Regions from separate parts of the Homo sapiens genome. Here regions 2 and 3 are each linked to region 1. A link is an interaction called in ENCODE POLR2A ChIA-PET data of the cell type or tissue named here. Cell type or tissue: PC-9. All regions are shown on one strand. Links, peaks and the distances in the headings refer to the core of each region. The heading gives the core; the rest is flanking DNA. Region 1 overlaps SH3BP4 (SH3 domain binding protein 4). Region 2 overlaps LOC105373937 (a long non-coding RNA gene). Region 3 overlaps SH3BP4 (SH3 domain binding protein 4).

Region 1 (5,364 bases), core at 56-5,055:
GTCTGGCCGCCGTGACCTCAGCAAGTGCCTGCACCTCGCCAGGCCTGGCTTCCCCACGAGTGATAGGGAGAACAGCAGCAGCTCCAGCCATAGCACCCTGCACCCTCAGTGACACGTCTGTCGTCCTGCAACTGCTGCTGTCCCCGATGTTACTGCCATTTCCTGGAGGCAAGAAACCAATTCCCTGTGGGATAACAATGCAACCAACCACAAAATGCCTGTCTCCCCAGGAGCTCTCCAACAACTGTCTCACCAGAAATACTCAATCCCGGCACCAAACGAACCCAGAGAAATACATCGCAAGCCAACCTTCCCCTGTCCAGTTCCTGAAACTCCGAGAATTGCAAGGCAGCTGCCTGCCGCCCGAGCTTGGCCTGCTCCGAGGGACGGGACTGAGACGTGTGCTGGGCATGCTTCCCACATGCCTCTAATCAGGCTAAGTTTTATTATGATCCCCATCACAAATCGCCACGTAACGGGGCAGGCAGGGCGTGCCAGGGTGAAACGCGACCTGCAGCACCCCCAGTGTGGGCACACTGACTGGCTCAGATTCCTTCCCCTCCCCTCACCCTTGTCCAGAAAGCACCCCAACACCAGCCAGGGAACAAAGAGGAGGCAGACAGGAGCCAGAGAAGCTGGCAAGGAACCCCTCGATTTTTCGGAACTAAGAGAGCTTGTGAACGCCCTGGGCCGCGGGCTGCATGAAGCCCTTGTTAGTGTAAAATGAGACCAGGGAACGGGGGCCCTGAGCACCAGAAGGCCCGCGCCAGCCTAACACTAAGGCAAGAAACTGAAGGGCTAAACACAGAAGCTTTTTCTGGGCTTCCAAGTGGACTCAGCACATCCTGTGGTGGGATGCAGGATACTCCTGTTAGCTCCAGGGCTGCCTGTCCACAGAGCAACTCATCCTGCCCATTTCACCAACGTAGCATTTTATGGAGCAGTGAAATGGGCTGGAACTCATGACCTTCACAAATCTCTCTTTCTCTTTTATTTATTTATTTTTTTTTAGACAGAGTTTCGCTCTTTGCCCAGGCTGGAGTGCAATAGTGCGATCTTGGCTCACTGCAACCCCAGCCTCCCGGGTTCAAGTGATTCTCCTGCTTCAGCCTCCTGAGTAGTTGGGATTACAGGTGTGCGCCACCATGCCCGGCTAATTTTGTATTTTTATTAGAGATGGGGCTTCACCACGTTGGCCAGGCTGGTCTCGAACTCCTGACCTCAGGTGATCCACCTGCCTCGGCCTCCCAAAGTGCTGGGATTACAGGGGTGAGCCACTGCGCCAGGTCCTTCACAAATCGCTAAATGAGTTTTCCCAGAGCCAGTGAGGAGCTGCTGAGTTCTGAAAGCCTCCCCTGTTGACTTACTAGACCCGGAGCACTTGGAGACTGGCTCATGTTGGCAGTGCAGCCTCACAGCCCCCCAAAAATCCAGGCTTGGCCAGGTGCAGTGGCTCACATCTATAGTCCCAGCACTTTGGGAAGCTGAGGCAGGAGGATCCCTTGACCCCAGGAGTTTGAGACTAGCCTGGGCAACATAGGGAAACTCTCTACAAAAACAGTTGTAAAACTTAGCTGGGTGTGGTAGCACACGCCTGTGGGCCCAGCTACTCAGGAGGCTGAGGCAGGAGGATCCCTTGAGCCCAGAAGTCACTCATCCTTGTGCCCTCCACTCCAGCCTGGGCAACAGAGCAAGACGGTGCCTAAAAAAAAAAAAAAATCCAGGCTTTACACAGAAGGGCTTCTGGGAGCCTACAGCTGAATTAAGTGAGAAAGGGCAGGTACTGTCTGTTCAGGGGGGTACGTATTGCATACGACTGCCTCAGAAAGTCAAATTGCTTTGGGACTGGTGCCTCCTGCATAAGAGGTGGTCAACAAATCCTCGATGACTTGATTTCAGGACAGAGCACTGGAATGACTTCTGCAAAGTGAGGCTGTACATACTGCTTAGAAATGCTGCAAAGATGCCAATCTTAGCAAGGAAGATTGGAAGGGAAATGTTAAAACCGGGAGGGCACAGGGGTAGGTGAACCACTGTGTTCCATCAGCGAGGGGTCACGAAACAGCACTGAAAATAATTTCCCCGGAAGATGGCCTTCCACCTCCCACCAGGGATGGCTCACAGGTGGATGGTGTGTGGGCGACGTCAGCACTGCCAGTGAAACCACCCAGTGAAAGAAGCAGGGTGCAGATATGAACACAAATGACCCCATCTAAAAAGAATGTCTCTGTGATTTAGCTCACAGTAATGGAGTTAAGGGAAGTCGGGTGATTTTTAATTTCTTTCCGAGGCTCTATTTTCTACATCTTCTATGATACACATGTAACTCACCAACAGACAAAAGGACAATGGCTGGCCATACTTTAGAGTCACCAGGAGGCTTGAGTCTCAGCCCTCAGGTCTGCGGTGATGTCTGTGTTCTGCACGTGTTTTTCAACACAACCTACTTCAACTACATTCACTCTCAACAATCTGCAAAGGTAAAGGTGGCTTTGGAAGAGTGAAGCCGGGAAAAAGGCTTGTTCCCACTTTTTACGGAAGGAACTTCTCTCTGCAGTCTGTTCAGAAATAAGCTCCCCAAGCAAACGTGCAATGAAAGAAAACACACACTATCTAAAACAATTCACTTGAGCTTTATTTATTTTTTTTTAACAAGGTCTTGCTCTGTACCCAGGCTGGAGTGCAGCAGCATGATCACAGCTCACTGCAGGCTTGACCTCCTGGGCTCAGCCATCCTCCTGCCTCAGTCTTCCCAGTAGCTGGGACTACAGGTACATGCCACCATGCCCAGCTAATTTTTTGTATTTTTTTGTAGAGACAGGGTTTCACTATGTTGCCCATGCTGGTCTCAGACTGATGGGCTCAAGCGATCCTCCTGCCTCAGCTTCCCTCCTCCCTCCTCCATCTCTACCAAAAAAAGAAAAAATACAAAAAAACTGAAGGGATTACAGGTATGAGCCACCATGCTTCCCAGCACTTTGGGAAGCCTAGGCAGGTGGATTACCTGAGGTCAGGAGTCCGAGACCAACCTGGCCACATGGTAAAGCCCTGTCTCTACTAAAAAAATACAAAAATTAGCCGGGCATGGTGGTGCGTGCCTATAATCCCAGCTACTCAGGAGGCTGAGGCATGAGAATCACTTGAACCCAGGAGGCAGAGGTTGCAGTGAGCCAAGATGGCGCCACTGCCCTCCAGCCTGGGCGACAGATTGAGACACTGTCTCAAAACAAAAAAAAAACAAAAAACAAAAAAAAAAAAGGCCGGGCACGGTGGCTCACACCTGTAATCCCAGCACTTTGGGAGGCTGAGACGGGTGGATCATGAGGTCAAGAGATGGAGACCATCCTGGCCAACATGGTGAAACCCCGTCTCTACTAAAAATACAAAAATTAGCTGGGCATGGTGGCACACGCCTGTAGTCTCAGCTACTCTGGAGGCGGAGGCAGGAGAATCGCTTGAACCTGGGAGGCAGAGGTTGCAGTGAGCCAAAATCACGCCATTGCACTCCAGCCTAGCGACAGAGCAAGACTCCGTCTCAAAAAAAAAGAAAAGAAAAAAAGAAAAAGGAAAACTTTACAGAAAATTTAAGTTAATAAATGCAGTTTAAAGAAGGGAAGCTGGCCAACATCATGAGTCATCAGAGAGATGCAAATCAAAAACACTGTGGGAGACCACCACACACCTGCTGAGACAGCTACTGTCAAAAAACCAGAAAATAACAAACGCTGGTGAGGATGTGAAGGAACCGGAACCCTTGTACACTGTCGACGGAAATGCCAAATGGAGTGACTGCTAAGGAAAACAATATGGAAGTGCCTCAAAAAATTAAAAATAGAATTACCATATAATCCAGCAATTCCACCTCTGGGAATATACCCAAAAGAGCTGAGAGCAGGGTCTCAAAGAGATATCTGCACACCCAGGTTCACAGCAGCATTATTCGCAATAGCCACGAGGTACAACTCAAATGTCCATGGACAGATGAATGGATAAATAAAATATAACATATACATATAATGGAATATTATGCAGCCTTCAACTGTAACATGATAGGCCACAGCATGGATGAACCTTGAAGACACTATGCTAAGTGAAATATGCCAATCACAAAAAGACAAATATTGTATGATTCCACCTACGTGAGGTACCTGTAGTAATCAAATTCATAGCAACAGAAAGTGGAATGGTGGGTGCCAAGAGCTGGGGGAGGAGGAAACGGGTACAGAATTTTCATTCTGCAAGATGAAAAAGGTGTGAAGATTCTGCTGTACAACACTAAGGCAACTGAACTGTATGCTCCAGATGGTTAGGATGATAACATTTATATTATGTCTTTTACCACAATTTTAGAATTTTTTTAAAGGCAGTGGGGGAAGGCCATAATGAGTAGCCTATTTTGTTGTCTTCATGTAGTCTCTGAAGAAATTTGTGTCCGGTAACTCACGCTGCAGCCATCCCCACATCTACCTTCTTTCAATCTGGGCGTGATAACCTACAGAACAATTCCAACGCAGTTAAAAAAAAAAAGTCAACCCTCTCTCCAATTGCTTTTACGAGGCAAAAAGTGATCCTGATCCCCAGCGCTAATAAACAAAAAAGAAAACGACACATAAATCCCATCTGGGAATACAGACATGGAAACCTACGCAACAGAAGTCAGCTGAAGAGTGCACCCCAATTAGCTGGAATTAGCGGCGGAATGCAAGGCGGGCGCCCCGAGGGAAGGCGCTCCAGGAAAGGAGGGTGACTCACTGTTCACTTTCTATGTGTCTGTAATGTTTGGAATGACTACAAAGGCTTTTATTATTCCTACAATAAAAAGAGTTATGCACACCCGAAGTTTTGTAAAACCATGATCTCAGAAATGATACCACTCAAGACACGTATTCCAAAGGAGGTAACTGTCTAAACTGCTCATTTTCAATCCCAGTTGGGCCTATCGAGTCACCTAGGATGCTTTTAAAATTAAAAAGCCAGAGGTCCCAGTTCCAGGCCAATGGAATCTCTAGGGGAAGGACCTGAGCAGTATCTTTAACCTTCACAGTTGATTCTGATGCACAAAGGAGAAGTCCCGCCAAGGTTTACAGAGGGGTTAAGGCTTCTCTACATTTAAGATTCCATCCGGCCAGTCCTTCGGCATCAGCGTTCCCAAATGTTTTGAGTTCTGACCAATACGGCTACAACTAAAGCAGAAGCGCTCTAGAAACAAAGGGGGAGTGTGAGTGAGTGTGAGAGTGTGTGTGTAAGAGTGTGAGAGTGTGTGTGAGTGAGTGTATTTGTGAGTGTGTGTGAGTGACAGTGTGAGTGTGTGTATGAGTGTGTGTGAGTAAGTGTATTTGTGAGTGTGTGACAGTGTGTGTGTGT
Region 2 (5,364 bases), core at 74-5,073, 63 kb after region 1:
CTTCCTTCTTGGACAAATGCTTAAACCAGCCCAACCCCGAAAGGCTTGGCAAGGTTTCCCCTCTGCAACCAGCCCAACTCTGACTAGGTGGTTCATTAGAAATAAATCTCCTCTTGTTTCTGAGCCTTTGAGCAGGTACAGGTAATTCTGCCTAGACCTTGGCCTTTGTCCTTGTTTCCATCCCTGCAATGGGTCCAGTGGCCCTGTCTCACTGGGGCTTGGTGTCTCCATCCCAGGGACCCAAATCTAACAAATCTCTGTGCTGTCCTCCCTCCACCCAGACCAGTGTTAACTTCCTGCCTGATGTCTGACCATTTCCGTCCCACATCAGTGCCCCCTGCACCATCTGGCCTTGGAATTCCTGAGCCATGTCTGGGTGTTTTTGTGCATCCCTTGAACATGGGGGCTCCCACTGGACTCAGCATCTCTGTAAGTTCCCCCAGCATCTGCCTTGCCCCAGTGCAGAGTCTAGTGCCAAAGCCAAGTCCTCTCTCCAGCCAAACCGGCCCTTCCTGCCAGAAGCCTGAGGCTGGGAGTGAGTCATGGGATAATGTGGAAGATCAGTTAGCATTTTAAGAGCTCACAAATGTATTCTGCTTCAGACAGCATCATAAAAACCAAGTGGTTGGCTAGGCACAGTGGCTCACGCCTGTAATCCCAGCACTTAGGGAGGCTGAGGCAGGTGGATCACTTGTCAGGAGTTCAAGACCAGCCTGGCCAATGTGATGAAACCCCATCTCTACTAAAAATACACAAATTAGCTGGGGGTGGTGGCACGCACCTGTAATCCCAGCTACTAGGGAGGCCGACATCGTGCCACTGCACTCCAGCCTGGGCGACAGAGCGAGACTTGGTAATAAAAAACAAACAAACAAATGAAAAACCCCAAATAGTCTAGGTGAACACAATAATTAACACTAAACAGACACTTGGCAAGCACCGACTATGTCCCAGCATGCTTAGGTTTATTATCTTTAACCCTTAGAACATGGAAGTGTTAGGTATGGTGTGAATTTAGACTAACTGTGTAAGTACAGCCATGCATGAGCACCAGCAGGGTGACCCAAGGTGAAGCAGCATCTCCTGGTTGTTTTCAAATAAAATTTTAATAAAATTTATAAATTTAAAGTTATTGGTTTATCCAGGTGTATTAGTGGTCTGGCTATGTATACTGTGTCAACTTTTTCATGAAAATGCTTTGGTCATTCTAGTTCAGTGGCAGAAAGCACAGTGCAAAACGGCAACAATGATATTAGCGACAAAACCTTGGGATGGGTCGTTAGAGAAGATCAAGAAACAGATGAAAGTTGGCTTTCCTAAGGCCTTAGTGTCTGCATGTCTTAGAACGGCCAAAGGACGCTGACACTCTATCTGTGAAGCTCACAGGAGGCAGAGGACAATGACCTTGGCAGGAGTTAGGTGTCCCCTGAGGTATTTTAGAATCAAGTCTCTCCAGGGGCTGCTATTCCAGACTCAAGAAGGATACAAATTTGCACTCTTCCTGGTGCTTTTAGATAGTGCTTATTTAGCAAAATCAGATACATTTTCAGATGCAGAAATTATGCTTTGGAGAAACTCTTCAAGGCAGCTGGTGGTTAACACCTTGGGTGAGCTCATCCAGGAAGTAGATGGTTATTCATGGGTGGGAGACCCAGGAGAGTAGCAGAGTGCAAGAATCCACTGGATTGATGGAGAATAGTCTCTTTATTAAAAAAAAAATGGAGCATTGCAATTATTTCAGTTTAGTTAAATCTAGAATAAAATTAGTGCCACTTACTTTAGCATAGTATTCTAATGAGAACGTGGCTATGGAAAGGATGGATTAGAGAAGTGTTATAACTTGTATCTGGGCTTCTATCATTTAATACATAAACCTACAATATGGTGGCAAGCCTACCGCAGCCTTGGGTGGCTTCCAAGGCTTGGCTCTTGTCATATTTACTCCCAATAATGACTTATGAAGTCTATTGTTAAATAGAAAGATGTTTCGCACAGTTAATGGCAAATAAAAACAAGTTAATTTTAGCCTCACTGGCCATTGGTCCTGAACTTCTAGTTAAATGCTTACTGCTAGTTTGTTAATCATGGTAACAGAAAATTTTTAGCTATGTATTTTATGAAAGAAGAAATGATGTTTTAGACATCCAGTTTAATACATCTAAGCAAAAGCTGGTGATTTTAATTTTTGTGCTAGTAGAAGAAATGGTTACTTAAAACAGCTTCAAATCCCTGATTATTGAATGATCATGGAATCTGCATTTGGCAAAGCCATCATTTTACAGAGTCAGCTCTTTCAGAGGTCACTGGCAAATGAGAAAAAAGACTGTCGGGTTTCAGACAAGTGCCCCTGAAGGTGCCCTGCACAGAGGTTGGCACAAAATGGGCCCACAGAGCAACAGGGGTAATAGTTATCCTCTGTCCTCCTCTCACGTAACAAAATGCCCTCGTCCAAAGCAAAGCACAGCCTCTCTTTTCCTGCATCTCCTGACTCCCAAGGTGAATCTGCAAGTCCATCACCTCCTGGATCTCTCTGTGACAGCGACGGTGATGACCCCACATGGCTTCCTGAAAGTGGATCTTCGGGGCCTTGGCTCTCCTCCCAATCCCCCTCCCTCATGGACTCCCATTCCTGTTTCTCCTAAACTTGCAAACACTAGGCCTGCCACCTGCCAGGAAATCCATCCAGGCCCTTTCCCTGGAAGCCAAGTGCTACTAATAAGTTTGAATGACTTTTTTGGGGCCATCTATCGTTTTTCTTTTGTCAGTTGCTTGGTGTCATTATCTTTCAATTTTCCTTTAGGGATAATTCTAAAAACCTTATTTTTTTTTGTTTTTGTTTTGTTTTGTTTTGTTTTCACACAGTAGTGGCACTATGGTTTGAATCTTTGGTTTGTCATGTCTGTTGCAGATGTATTTTTGCTTTTAAATTTTATTCATGGAATTTTTGTTTTGTTTTGTTTGCTTTATAAATAAGTGATTTTTGAATGTTGTCAAAGCCAATGCTCACTTGGGGATTGGGTGTGCCTGGCCCTGGTACAGTGGGATCTGTATCCTAAACAACAACTGTTGTGACTGAAACTATTTGGCTTCCTGGAAAAAAAATCCTCACCTCTTGCTCGACATCCTCAAAACAAAAGGTGATCATGTCCCAACACTAGGGCAGTGTATATGCTGTGCTGCGGCCGAGGCTAAAGGGGTACGTGGCTCTGGGGTGGAGAACCGGGAGACAGAGGTGCTTCGATGAGAAGAAAGACATTGATTACCTGGTCAATCCCTGTCTCATGGCAGGTACGCGTTCAATCAGTTCTTGCATGCTCAAGCACAATCTCTTGGTTGGGTTGCATGTCTGTTTTCTTGCTTCTTTGCCTGGATTCAAATTCTTGAATCCGGAGATCTTTTTAGATAGGAATATTTATAAGGATTAAAATAATTTCTGTACAAACAATATTTTATATATACACACATACATTATTCTCTCTATAAGATTTATACCATGGCCAGGTGCGGTGTCAAGCCTGTAATCCCAGAACTTTGGGAGGCCAAGGCTGGTGGATCACCTGAGGTCAGGAGTTTGAGACCAGCCTGGCAAACATGGCGAAACCCCTTCTCCACTAAAAATACAAAAATTAGCCCGGCATGGTGGCACACGCTTGTAATCCCAGCTACTGGGCAGGCCAAGGTGGAAGAATTGCTTGAACCTGGTAGGTGGAGGTTGCAGTGAGCCAAGGTCACACAACTGCACTGCAGCCTGGGTGACAAGAGCTAAATTACATCTAAAAAAAAAAAAAAGATTAATACCATTTCTATATATATAGTATTTTGTACACATATATATCTAAACACAACAGGTGTGAAGCATGAGATTCCCTTTCTTCATATTGGCAACAAGGACTGTGATTGCTAGGATTGGAAATAGTATCATTTTTATTATTTAGTAAGATTTAATTAACAAAAATAAATTTAAAATTTTATCTTTGCACAAAAAATTTTGATTGAAAATTCTGATAGCCACTAATTAAAACTTTGCCTTTTAATTGTAATAAGTTATCACAGATATTTTAGAAGAAAAATATTTTTCAAAAACTAATTAAAATAATTTTAGATTTTTTTTTTTTTTGACAGAGTCTTGCTCTGTTGCCCAGGCTGGAGTGCGGTGGCATGATCTTGGCTCACTGCAAGCTCTGCCTCCCGGGTTCACGCCATTCTCTTACAATAATTTTAGATTTTAATATTCATTCAATGTATATTTTTGAAGAAGAAAATTCAAATTTTGTACACTTAAAATGCCATTAAGTTTTGCTTTATAATCCTTTGGATTGTTAGAGTCAATGGAATATATAAATTATGTTAAAAAATTTAAAATAATGTAGTGATTTTTACTGAAGTGAAGGCAAGAAAATAATTTTTTTTTTTTTTTGAAACAGAGTCTTGCTCTGTCATCCAGGCTGGAGTGCAATGTCGCCAGCTCGGCTCACTGCAACCTCCACCTCCCAGGTTCAAACGATTCTCCTGCCTCAGCCTCCCGAGTAGCCGGGACTACAGGTAAGCGCCACTACACCCAGCTAATTTTTTGTATTTTTAGTAGAGGCGGGATTTCACCATGTTAACCAGGATGGTCTCCATCTCCTGACCTCGTGATCCATCCACCTCAGCCTCCCAAAGTGCTGGGATTACAGGCATGAGCCACCGCACCCAACCCGAAAGTAATTTGTATGAATGAAATATAACATTTTATTTGTTATTTATGCTTGTTTTACGACTTGCCCACATATTGATGGCTCAGCAACAGAATACCCAAACACAACACAATCATTATGACATGCAGTCTTTGATATTTTGCTAACTTCCAATCTTAAAAAGCATAGCTTTCTATGAATTTCATGTTTTTGTTTTATGACAGTATAGAGAAGGATAAAACATCTTTAATTTAACAATCTGTTAGCTTGATTTATAATTTCAGATCCTTACACACGTGTTATATGAGCTACCGTTTCCACCCTAGGTTGCTGGCCTTGTCCCTGTCTGGCTGCCCTGGTCAAAACTCTCCTGTTGACATGCGTGTCTTTTGTGTTGTACTTAGAAGTCCCTATTTGGCCTTGATTTAATACAAATCTTTCTGTTGTTTTCTTTCCTATTATTTTCATGACTTTGTTTTATATATTAAAATCATTAATCCATCTGGAACCCATTTTCATTCAAGATAAAAAAAAAAAACAAACTTAACTCTGTGTCTGAAACTCAGCCAATTATGCAAACATGATTTGCTGGAAAATCTCTCATTTTCTAACTAGTTTGTAATTTTGCCTTTATAACACGTTACATTTATTTATCACATTGTGTGTCTGTGTGGTTTTAATTTTGTTT
Region 3 (5,364 bases), core at 276-5,275, 58 kb before region 1:
GCTATAGGGACCATCTTGTGTTCAATATTTAACCCTGCCAAGTCTCAGCCACTGTCACCACTGCATCAGAAGCTGCAATCCCAGCTCCCAGTGACCGGCGGATAGTGGCTCAAGGGAGGCGTCCTTTCCATCTCAAGGCCTCAGAAGGCTGCATTCTGCACCTGAACGCTGTCTGGAGAGAAGGCATGTGTTACGGACTGAACTGTGTTTCCCGAAACTCCTATGTTGAAGGTCTGTCCCCTAATGTGATGGCACTGGCAGGTGGGGCAGTGGGGAGTAGTTAGAGTTAGAAGAGATCATGAAGGTGGGGTCCTCATGATCAGATCAGCGCCTTTATTTGAGACACCAGAGAGCTTCCGTTCTCTCTCCCTCTACCACGTGAGGACACATGAAGCCAGGAAGAGGGCCCTCCTAGGAACAGAGTTGGCCAGAGCCTTGACTTTTGACTTCCGGCCTCTGGAACCGTGAGAGATGAGCCTCCCTTGCTGGGCCACCGGGGCTGTGGTGCTTGAATGCAGCAGGCGGCAGGAGAGGAGGGCATGGTGGCCACCTCTCTGGGGAGCGGCAGAGCTGCCCTGCTGGGGGCCCTTCCCTTAAAAAACACCTACCTGAGCCCAGCCCCGCCGTCTCTCCTACCCAGCAGTGTAAGGAGGGGCAGAGTGGAGGCCAGCACTCACCCAGGCCAGTTATTCACAGGAAGGAATGAAGCTGTTCTCCCCAAACTGGGTGGTCACAGATGTTTCCATCTTTCCCCATGAAGTTACGACGGTCAGGTCTGTGTGCTTATTCCCTATTCCCGGCCCCTGAGAACTACGCCTTGGGGAGAACCCCGGACGCCCTGGACCGAGACTCCCTGGCTGGCAGTGACGGTGCTCATGCCAGGAGGAGGCCTCCTTCCACCCCACACTCCACCCCTCTGCTGGGGTCTGGCACGCTGAGGCTCAGCGCTGACGGCACAGCACCCTCGCCCCCTACCAGAAGCAGTGACCAAGTAGCTCTGAATGCACAGCCTGCGTGTAGAGCTGGATGAAGGGGTCTTGCCGCCACGTGAGAGACCACCCTACCACAGCCAGGCAGCCCGGCAGCCCCGAAATGCAAGGGCCACGTGTGCAAGCCCCCGGGCTGCTTGGAGGCCACTGTGGAGACCCCAGTGATGGCCACCTCCAGAGCAGCCTGACTTCAATAGGCTGAGTGAGGAGTAAAAATCCTTCCCATACAAAAATGCGGGATCATTTACTGAAGAGAATCGATGCAGAAAGAAAATGAAGAGACCCATGAGTGGGTGAGGGGAGGAGCTTCAGGACAATCTCCAGCCCACAACTGGTACTTGCCATGTGGCCTTTCACGTGTGACGGTGACAGTTCCTGCCTGAGAGTCTCCATCTGACTGCACCCGAGGAGGAGGAAAAATCAGGGGGTGTCAGCTGTGAGGGCAACTGGAGCCCACCTGCCCATCCTGTCAGGGACTGGGGTGCTCCCACCCCCACCAGTCCAGAGCTACTCCGAGGACTGCGCCGGGTGAGGCTCTGGGTCACAGTGGCCAAACGAAGACTCCTGTTAATCACCAATGTGTGCTCTTCCCACTGGGCCCACAACTCTCCTGCAGAAGGGAAAGGGTTGCCTCGGCCACCTCGGCCACCGCGCCGCCTCATGACTATAGCATTGCCTGGTTTCACATTCATGCCAGGAGGAATTATTTCATGGAGGGTTAACAAAAAGTCCATCTGGGCACAAGAGGGAGGCATTCCCAAAAGCTTCCAGGCATGTCCTGGCTCTGCAAAGCTGTCAGCAGAGATGGGCATCAGGCATCTGGGGCTCCACGCAGGCTGCTCAGGGCATCGCCAGCCCTGGTGGGGCCTAGGGCGGTAACAGGAACTGTTACCTGGAGAGCACGACTGGCCACCTAGTGGGGCCCAGAGAGCTGCCCATAGAGGGTGAGATGCCAGTGAGTGTTCAGTGAGAAGGAGGAGGCCCAGAGGCCTGTGGAAGGCCTAAGAACAGGTGGGCACAGTGAAGACCTGGCCCTGCAAGTGTGGAGGGGCTAGAGGGATGGAGGGGCTGTGGTGGAGCCCACAGCAAAGGCGGGAGGCCAGGTAAGCTGGCGGAACGCGGTGGTGAAGGGTCAGTCTTGTCCAGGAGACCCTGGGAAGCCACTGCAGCTTTCCGATTGAGGAGGAGAACTCTGGCTGTAGAAAAGGGCAAGATGGAAGCAGCAATGTCGTTTTCTTTGAAAACTACTGACATATGGCCTCCAGCGCCCTGGGAGCAGAAGAAAGAAGTCACAGAACTGCACACGTGCTTTCTGGAGATGCACCAGTGTGTGTGTTTATTATTGATGATGGGGTATGGCCACTCCCCTGAACCAGTGATGAGACAAAAAGCTAAAGTGTTTGCAGTTCTAGAAAGAGATCTGCAGTCCTCTCCCCATAGAGGAAACCATTCAAGGAAGACGAGTCAACAACTGTGGACTCTGCCACCCTCTCCCCTTTTCAGGCCGAGAGAAGCCAAGCAGGGAAGTCCCACTCCCAGGGCCCAGAAGCCATCATGTTCCCACGGGCACCACTGAGCTCACTCACAGGCAGCCCTCCCCTCCACATAGCAGGTGGGAGACGTGTGTCCTGTGGTCCTCAATGCTCTGTAAATCCCCAGACTGACAGCTTCCTCCCCAGGGCCAGAGGGAGGCCATCCTTGAGTGTAGCTGTAACACCCATCCAGACATTCAGGGGTGAGTAACAGAGGTGCCCCCTGTCCGCACCCTTGGGGCCGTTTTTACAGTACAGAAAGAGGGCAGCCAGCCCTGGTGTGGACTGAGTGCAGAGGGCTCTCCACTCCCAAAACCTTCCTGAGCAGGTGGAGTCACACCGAGGGCTGAAAGGGAAGCTCTGCTCCTCCAGACACCACTGCATCTACAGGGGGCTGGCACGGGATGGAGAATGCAGCCAGCATCCCAGGGCTGCCCTGTGTGCTCCTCACTGGGATGTCAGCTCTGTCCTCTTTCCTACAGCAGAATCCTCTCCCCTCCCACCCCTCCTCCTCCTCCCAGCTCAGCCTGGTGTGGCCACGCTCACTGGCCACCTCTGGGTGATAACCTCTCAATCTCCCCTGGATCACCCACTTCCCCCGATGGATTCTAACGGCATCTAACAACAGACGTGGACGCTGACGGTTATGTGTCCTCCCCTTACAGCACAGGCTGCGCTCATAGCTCCACCAGGCACCATCCCACTGCGTCCTCAAGGGCCCTAGGCAGCAGGTACCAGACTTGGCTGCACTTTACAGATTCCATGAAAACGGGCTTGGAGAGATCACTAAAGCAACTTGCCCAGGGTAACGCAGCCAAGATGTGAGCCTGACAAAACACTCTCTGCTCCCAGTCTTGCTAACTATTTCTTCCCACGCCCAGAGTTGCTCAGGCCTTCGCTGCCAGTGGCTGCTGGGCCCCTGGAGCTCCTCAAGCTCCTCACCATCCACCTCTGGTGAGCCCTTGATTTTCTCAAAGCCATGCTGCTGCCCTGCTACAACACTTCTGGACAGTGCTCACCGCTTTTAAAAAAATCAGTCTGCTCTCCCCTGGCCTGAGATGAAAAGACCCCCACTACTCAGTCTCCACCTGTACCTCCAGGGTTACATATTGCCGATCTCAACCCTTCAATCAATCACTGGCCACATTCGCTGGAACTTGCTGTGTCTCCAGCTGGCCCAACACCGTCCACCTCTGCATTGTTCCTTCAACCTCACCCAAGCTTCCAGGAAGCCCATCTTCTCTCTCCTCATCTCTTAGCTCCGCTGATTCCCAGCCCTGTGAGGTCCTAGAGTGACCCATCAGTGCATGGACTGTGGAGCACAGGTAGCCCAGAGCCCACGGCCCAGAGCCTCAGATCCGACTCGCCCATCCCGAGTGCCGCACCCGTGAACTGGTCCTTGCTTTATTAGAAAAGGAGTAAAAGGCACAATGCTGTGATTGACTTTATAATGAGCTCCCGAAGGTTCATTATGCTATCTTTCCTAAAATTATGTACTTGTATGAAAATGTGCACAATAAAACATTTTTAAGATTAGAAAATATTAGGAAACATACATTAGCTACCTTCCCAGGCACGTGCCATGAGAGAGAATGGTGTGTTTGTGGGTGTGGCTATCTCCCCTTGGCTAGGAAAACTGCTAAGGAGCCACCAACTCAAATGCCCAGGCAGCCTGAGCCCCCTCAAAGCACAGGTGGACATGGCTGCATTCCCATTCTTTTAACAAGTGGTTCCTGAACCTCAGACTCAGACACCCACCTGCCCACCAAGCGCTCCCTTCAGTACCTAAGGTGCATCTTGAATTTCCTGGATCCAAAGCCAACTCTGGAGCTTGCCCCAAACCCCTGCCCCTGGCCTCACCCATCTCAGCCATGCACGGCAGCTCCATCCAGCCATCCAAGAAGCCCAGCATCCCTCTCCGTCTTCCCTGCCCCGTCCCTCTCTCATGCACTCCTGGTGGCTCCACCTGCAGAACACAACCTCTGGCTGACCTCTCCCCAGCACATCCACACCACCGTCATCTCTCGATGCAATTACAGTCATCAGCTCCTCTCCAGCAGGCCTGCCTGCGGCCTGGAGTCCACCCCTCAATTAGCAGCCGGAACATTTTGAAAAGTCAGTCAGACACCCTCCAGACTCTGTTTGAAACCCTCCAAAGGCTCCTGGGCTCTCATCAGCAGCTTCCAGTGCCCTAGAAGCCCAACATCATCAGCCCCTGTCCCATTTCCTGCTGTTCTCTGCCTTCCTCCACTTGACTCTTCTGGTCTCCATGAAGTTCCCCAGGTACCAAGCCCCTCCCACCACGGGGCCTTTGCACATGCAGTGCTCTCAGCCCAGAAGGCCCCAGCCTAGACACGAGATGCTCTCATCCCCTCACTTCATTCAGGTCTTTGCTCAAATGTCAACACAACCGGCCCTCACCCCATCCTCTTTCTCTGCCCTTTACCACCGCTAGACACACCATGCACAGACTTGTCCCTGGCCCAATTTCTCCATGAGAATCTGAGCATTCCCAGGACATAAGACCATCTGTTTGTCTTTTTCTGCTCCTGTCATGTGCATGGTTGGCTCTCAAACCCGAATGAATGAACGAATTCGGTTTCAACAAAGATGACTGTTTCAGAGGTAACTCGGTAGGTATCTCTGGGATAATCTTTAAGGGAGCCAAATGGCTGATGTGATAGGATTATACTCAGGAGACTGAATTTAGGAATTCTACTCTGTTCCTGAAACCTAAGCCACACATTCTCAAAACACCAACAGGTTCCCTTGGTGGGCACCTCGGGTTTACCTGGACAGCCCAACAAGCTTGACCACCGTCTACTCAGCAGGTCCCAGTGGTC

What was found. ChIA-PET counts read pairs that join two places held together with the same protein. Peaks named below come from ENCODE experiments on the same cell type or tissue, not always from the same donor. Only the 100,000 strongest peaks of a DNase experiment are listed, where the experiment ranks them.
Region 2: POLR2A ChIA-PET joins it to region 1 with 12 read pairs; 2 of 35 experiments call an interaction of 5 or more read pairs at or near these places.
Region 3: POLR2A ChIA-PET joins it to region 1 with 14 read pairs; 7 of 35 experiments call an interaction of 5 or more read pairs at or near these places.

What each region holds. Positions count from the first base shown.
Region 1 is chr2:234,970,009-234,975,372 of GRCh38, reverse strand. The region is part of intron 1 of SH3BP4 (SH3 domain binding protein 4); the gene reads right to left. Among named protein-coding and RNA genes, the nearest start is that of SH3BP4, 21 kb to the right of the region's middle. RefSeq lists enhancers at 1-100, 101-668, 669-1,236. In PC-9, for the core only: no CTCF peak of the experiment used is centred there; a DNase peak (open chromatin) is centred at 4,782; H3K4me3 peaks cover 666 bases; H3K27ac peaks cover 1,535 bases.
Region 2 is chr2:234,906,636-234,911,999 of GRCh38, reverse strand. It overlaps LOC105373937 (a long non-coding RNA gene), which reads right to left. Exons shown (of 4, transcript XR_924000.3): 2 at 3,264-3,394. Among named protein-coding and RNA genes, the nearest start is that of SH3BP4, 43 kb to the left of the region's middle. In PC-9, for the core only: no CTCF peak of the experiment used is centred there; a DNase peak (open chromatin) is centred at 539.
Region 3 is chr2:235,028,310-235,033,673 of GRCh38, reverse strand. All of the region lies in intron 2 of SH3BP4 (SH3 domain binding protein 4), which reads right to left. Among named protein-coding and RNA genes, the nearest start is that of SH3BP4, 79 kb to the right of the region's middle. RefSeq lists an enhancer at 1,886-2,514. In PC-9, for the core only: no CTCF peak of the experiment used is centred there; no DNase peak of the experiment used is centred there; H3K4me3 peaks cover 822 bases; H3K27ac peaks cover 967 bases.